Regions from separate parts of the Homo sapiens genome. Here region 2 is linked to region 1. A link is a loop called in an ENCODE intact Hi-C map of the cell type or tissue named here. Cell type or tissue: heart left ventricle. All regions are shown on one strand. Links, peaks and the distances in the headings refer to the core of each region. The heading gives the core; the rest is flanking DNA.

Evidence for each region. Peaks named below come from ENCODE experiments on the same cell type or tissue, not always from the same donor. Only the 100,000 strongest peaks of a DNase experiment are listed, where the experiment ranks them.
Region 2: it touches region 1 in a loop (2.9-fold over the local background); 4 of 110 quality-filtered maps call a loop at or near these places.

What each region holds. Positions count from the first base shown.
Region 1 is chr15:91,626,400-91,629,315 of GRCh38, forward strand. No RefSeq gene overlaps it. Among named protein-coding and RNA genes, the nearest start is that of CRAT37, 160 kb to the left of the region's middle. RefSeq lists an enhancer at 921-1,421. In heart left ventricle, for the core only: no CTCF peak of the experiment used is centred there; DNase peaks (open chromatin) are centred at 1,202 and 1,472; H3K27ac peaks cover 1,916 bases.
Region 2 is chr15:91,531,184-91,534,099 of GRCh38, forward strand. No RefSeq gene overlaps it. Among named protein-coding and RNA genes, the nearest start is that of CRAT37, 69 kb to the left of the region's middle. In heart left ventricle, for the core only: no CTCF peak of the experiment used is centred there; no DNase peak of the experiment used is centred there; H3K27ac peaks cover 493 bases.

The sequences.
Region 1 (2,916 bases), core at 199-2,698:
GATGAAATATGTTAACCCTCTGGCTTCCTAACCAAAAATACTGGGATTTTTTTCCCCCAACCAATTGAAATGATGGGACAACTAATTCTGTCACTTGGGAAGGACATATTAAGAAAAAGGCTCACAATGGAGATAGATGGATGAACAGCAGTAAAGCTGAGGCTGCCACACTTGAGTCTGAAGTCAGTGGTGTAGAAGTTAAATAACTTCAGTTTGATCCTCATAGTTACCTTCGAGGTTGGAATAATATGCCCACTTTTCAGGTGAGAAAATTAAGGCACAGAAAGGCTGCCTCCATGACTCCCTCAGCTAAGGGGATGAAGAGAGGAGGGGGCCAGGGAAATCTCCAAAGAGCAGTGAGGCTTTTCACTGTTACCATGACTTGGTAAAACATCTGTCACCCTTCACAGAAAATCAGTTGTTTGAAGGCAGGTGTTGTCCATGATTCCTGTTTAAACATTTGGGGCCAGCCAGGTGCCGGAAGCACAGCAGGTTTGGGTCCACAGTCAGGGATGGCACTGGAGCTGCCTGCCTTTCCCCACCCCTGCCCTTGTCTCGGGCCTGTATCTGGCAGGAAGTGTTGACGGCTCTGCAGGTCCATGTGTCCAGTACGTTATACTCCGAGGCCCTGGGGGGTGCTGCTCTCCTCCATGTTGCACTCATTCAGTTAGTCCAGTTGGCCAGAGCAGGCCCCGTGGCCTTAACACTCCTCACCAGCCCTCTCCCTCTCCCTCCTCCTGGGCACACAGGCTAACGCACGCTTCCGTGTGCTGTACATTGAGGCCTATAGCAAGATGATCATCAAATCCCAAATACTTGATTTGGGCTTAGAAAGAGAGAAGGGCCCTTTCACATTGCCCTTGCCCACCTGGTCTTCCCTAGATTCCCAGAGAACTCATCAGCGGTGTTTGGGCCACAATCCCAGCTAACAATCATAACTAAAGGGTACTTTGGTTCTCCGTTTACTACTGTCCCTCGTGTGTTTCAACCCCTCAGAAGCAGAGTTTTGTCCATGAGGCAATCTGGTAACATCATAGCTCTACTGCAAACCACTGCCACTGGCTTCTACGCGATGATTTGTTAAAGAAAACAGAAGTGGCATCTCTGGCATTCATGTGCACAGCTTTAAAAAGCTCCAGTGGCCACACTGCCAAAGCTGAAGGCTCCAGGTGGGGCAGGCCTTTCGCAAGAGCTGATTGTGCTGTTTGCTGGGTGAGAGAAAACAGAGTGGGGTGTCACAGGCCCCGGGCCTGGCAGTGGGGCTCTGCAGGGAAGAACCAGTGAAGAGAAGGGTTGCAGAGATTGGCTATCTTCCCAATCTCTCATTCCTACAGCACCACAGTGATTTTAATTAAATACCCACCCTGACTCAGCAGCAGCTGACAAGGCTATTCGCAGAGCCAGGAGCCTGATAAATAGAGTGTTACTGGAGGTAGTCAAACTTCAAGGCCGCTGCTGGAGCCCGCCAGCCCTACTCTTCTTGCCTGCCAGCACGCAGTGCCAATGACAGCCCCGTCTTCCTCTCCTTCAGTGGGACTCCCCAGGGGCTGCTTGGAGGCAGGCAAGCTGCGCCTTCTCAAAACCTTGTGGAAGAGACATTTTCTAGACTCCATTGGTCTTGGCTGCAAGACCAAGTTTCCTTTAGTGAACCCTTAATGGGAAAGCTGCTTAATTACCCTGTAAAGGTTGCTTCTGGTTTTTGCATAGCTGTGGCTGGAAGCTGAATTCTGAGAGCTCTCTGCAGCCTCTGGAGGAAGACAGAAGAGAACAACTCTCAAAGAGAGGAATCCTGGGTTCACACACCGCAGTGCAGAGCCGTGGAAAGCCTTAGGCTTTGTGCCAGACCCACGTGGGTTCTGACAGGGACTTTTCTGTCCCTTACCAGGGTTCCTAGGCTACTTACTCAACTTCTCCACCCTCAGTCTTCTAATACGCAAAATAGGATTAATAATAATATCTGTTTTATAGGATGTTAGGAGTACTCACTGAGACATAAATGGCACAATCTAACCCTTCAATAAGTGGTGACTATCATTTCAATGCATATTATCCAGGTAGATGATGAATAAAACCAGAGCCTATGGCAGAGCTGCCAAGACAAAGCAGATATTTATAAGCACTTGCAATATTTCAGACATCGAGCTACATGGTTTGCACATCATTCTAGGCAACAGGGGAAAATAGTTTTTCTGTTCCCTCTCTCCAAGGAGAGGATTCAAGGTCTCAGTGAGGCTGCCTCAGGCTCTTCTGCTTCAACATGTAATGCAACTGTCTCGTAGTGTTTGCCGGATTCAACTATTATTCAACACATTTCTACCCCTTTCCTTCTCTACCTTTAGATGAGGAAATTATCTCCTTGCCCCTTAATGTTGAGCTTGGCCCTGTTGTTTTTTTGCCAATAGCATGTGAGCAGAAGTGACAGTGTCTGAGTCCTGAGTTTAGGCCTGAAGGCGCATGGTGAGTTTCTGATCACCATTCTGGAAGTTTCCGACATCTGCCGGAGTCACTGCCTCTCTAACCTGGGCCCCTAAATGGGACACATGGGGAAGATTCGCAGCCTGAAATAGATCTGCTATAACCAGCCTGCAAACCTGTGAGCAAAAATAAATGCCTAGTGCTATATGCCAAATGATTTTTGTAGCTATTTGTTATGCAGCAATAGCTGACTAATTCAGTCTCCTGGGGAACTGAGCAGAAAACAAGACAAAGATATGTCTATTCTGGGGTCTCTAATATATCTGGGGATTCTGCTGTTCCCCTGAACCCAAAATTCTACCAAGAAGAAAAATAACCACTATCTTTTTAGGAATAACTGACTCCCTTCTCTTTTTGCCCACATTAGGCTTAACAAAAGAGAAAATGGTTTAGCAACTATTCTTCTCCAGCTTTCCCATCTTACACCTGAACTTCTACATT
Region 2 (2,916 bases), core at 87-2,586, 95 kb before region 1:
ATCTTGGCTTTCCTCCTGTTGAGTGGCGGAACCTGTCTTCCAACCCTTGGACCTGAGCCGACCTTTGCAACTGCCTTCACTTATAGAGTCCAAAACAAGTGATATGATGTGTCTTCCAAGGCTGAGTTATAAAAATAGCTAATACTACTGCCATATTCTCTTAGAATGCGTGTTCTCGCAGCCCCACTACCATGCTATAAGGGAGCTTGAGCAGGCCAGGGAGAGCCCCATGTGGAAAGAAACCAGCACCCTGGCCCACGGTTCTGGTTCAGCTCCCAGTCAATATTCAGGACCAACTTTTCAGCTGCATGTGGGCACTACCTTGAAAGCAAATCTTCTGTCCTCTAGTTAATCTGCATCACCCACCTGACAGCCACCCATGGAGTAGAGATGTGCTTTTCCTGCCAAGCCTTACTCAAAATCCAGATGTATGAGCACAAGAAATGATTAAGTTCTTATGTTTTGGGGGTGCTTTTCTGAAGCAGTAAGTAACCATAATAGCTCCAAAAGCTACATCCTCTCAGCAAACGCATTAACACTTACATGTCGGGCTCTGTACCGGGCACTGCCACAGACCTTATCTGGTCTGTTTACAAATTAATTCTGTAAAGTACTGTGATTCCAAATTTACGGAGGAGAGACTGAAGGCAAGAGAGGCCAGTGAGTGCCTTACTCATTGGATGCTCATGAAACCAGCAGGCATATGATGGAACTGGGATTTAACTAAAGGTCTTTCTTAATTCAAGTGCTTGTCTTGTCACTAGTATTTTCTTTATATGTAGAATCCTGGTACACTAAAAGACGGTAACTGAAAGTGATAAACTAAAAGAAGCTCAGGACTGATGAGGTTAATGAAAACAGGCTTCCCTCAAATCTGGGATGATAGAATATTCTACTGTGACAATCAGATATAAGGTTATAATTTCCAATTGGAAAGTAGTAATAAGGATGATGATGAGATACTTACTGAATAAAAATTAAAATGAAAATAGGCCAGGCGTGGTGGCTCACATCTGTAATCCCAGCACTTTGGGAGGCCAAGGTGGGTGGATCACCTGAGGTCAGGAGTTCAAGACCAGCCTGGCCAACATGGTGAAACCCTGTCTCTACTAAAAATATATAAATTAGCTGGGCATGGTGGTGGGCGCCTGTAATCCCAGCTACTCAGGAGGCTGAGGCAGGAGAATCACTTGAACCTGGAAGGTGGAGGTTGCAGTGAGCAGAGATAGCGCCATTGCACTCCAGACTGGGCGACAAGAGTGAAACTCCATCTCAATAATAATAATAATAATACGTAACATAAAGTAAAATAAAAATAGTAAATTTTAAAAAGGAACAAGGTACTGTGTCAGGTGCTTCACATCACATTTAGTGATGCAGATATTTTTGACTCCAGTTCTAGGTGAGTGTACTGAGATTCACACAGGCCAAATAGTTTCCTGAAAGTCAACAGCAAGGAACTCTGACCATAAGCCCCTGGCATGTAACAATCTCATCATACTGTCTGACAGAGGGAGCTAAGGAAAACATACACACAATTCCAATAAAATATCCCATTCACTGACTGTGAGTGAACAAGGTGGAGAGGATGGCAGGGTGGACCAGAGCTTCCAGCAATAGCTCATTATCAGGTGGAACGCCGACAAGAGGCAATGGGTAATTGGCCACTGGAATGTCTCAGAAGGCTGTGAACTGCTCCGGTGAGCTCATGGGCCTAGCTGTGATTTAAAGTTCTCATCTTCTGGGCCCTATTCTGCCTGATGTCTGATGGCATCGCAACCCCAGAGAGCACTTCTTAGCTTTCTGATTCTTGGAAATGACCATTCTAAAGGCGCCCACGCTTTTGGAAAGTGTGGAAGACATTAAAAGGTTGTATTTAATTCTACTTTTATGAACACTCCTTGTTTCTGCTGGCTCTTATTAAAATGAATGAGACGTCTCTATGTCAACCATGGGTGTCTCTGATCTGTTCCAAATAATCTTTAAGAGAGGATCAACCAACCTTAAAGGAATTCTCTACCCCATCCCAGAGGAAAGCATAGACAAGTAACTGGAGAACCTCAAATCCAGGCCTCGCTGAAAAGTTGTTCGCCCAACTGGTAATTGCCCCAATGACAAGCACTTAAGAACAAAATTGAAGGCACAGGGAAGGTTGGTTGTAAGGAATATTTCTTCTAACTTGATGGCAAGAGACCACATGTAGAGGAAAACATGTTTTAAAAATAGTCACCTGTTTCCACAGTTTATTTCATTTCTGAAATAAAGGGTATCTGCTTGGAATTTTAAATGGAGGGGACAGGGAACAAAACCCTGGTTGCCATAGAAATGAAGAATTCTTTTCCAGTCAGAGGAGTATGAATTCAAGTGAAAAATCGGAATCAGGTGAGGTATTCCACAGGCAGAATCATCTATTATCCTGTAAAAATCTACAGCCAGAAGGAAAAATAAATGCTAAAGGGTATGTAGAGTACAGAATTATGAATTTCTCCATACATTAGTCACTTGCTTTTTAGATAAGCACTGGGACTCTTTGGCTGATCTAGTTCAAACATTAGCTTCCATATTAATGTAAAACCAATATTAAAATTAATTTTCATCCATTTCATTCATGTTGCAGAAATGATTAGGGCCCTGACAGATACTTAAAAGCTTTATAGAAGGACTGTGGTTTTTGAGACCATGCATGTGTGCTTTCAGATTCATTATTTCTTTGAAAAAGCTGATGACAAGATGTTAAGATTATGAGATTTGGAGTCAGACAAGTTTATGGTTCAATCCTAGCTCCATTCCAGGTTGTCTAAAGTGACCTTGGAGTTATTCTTTCACCATTGAGCAAAATAAGAACAACAATACTTACTTCACAGGGTTAAATAGCATGACATATTTACAAACTCAAAACACTGCCTGGTACATAGT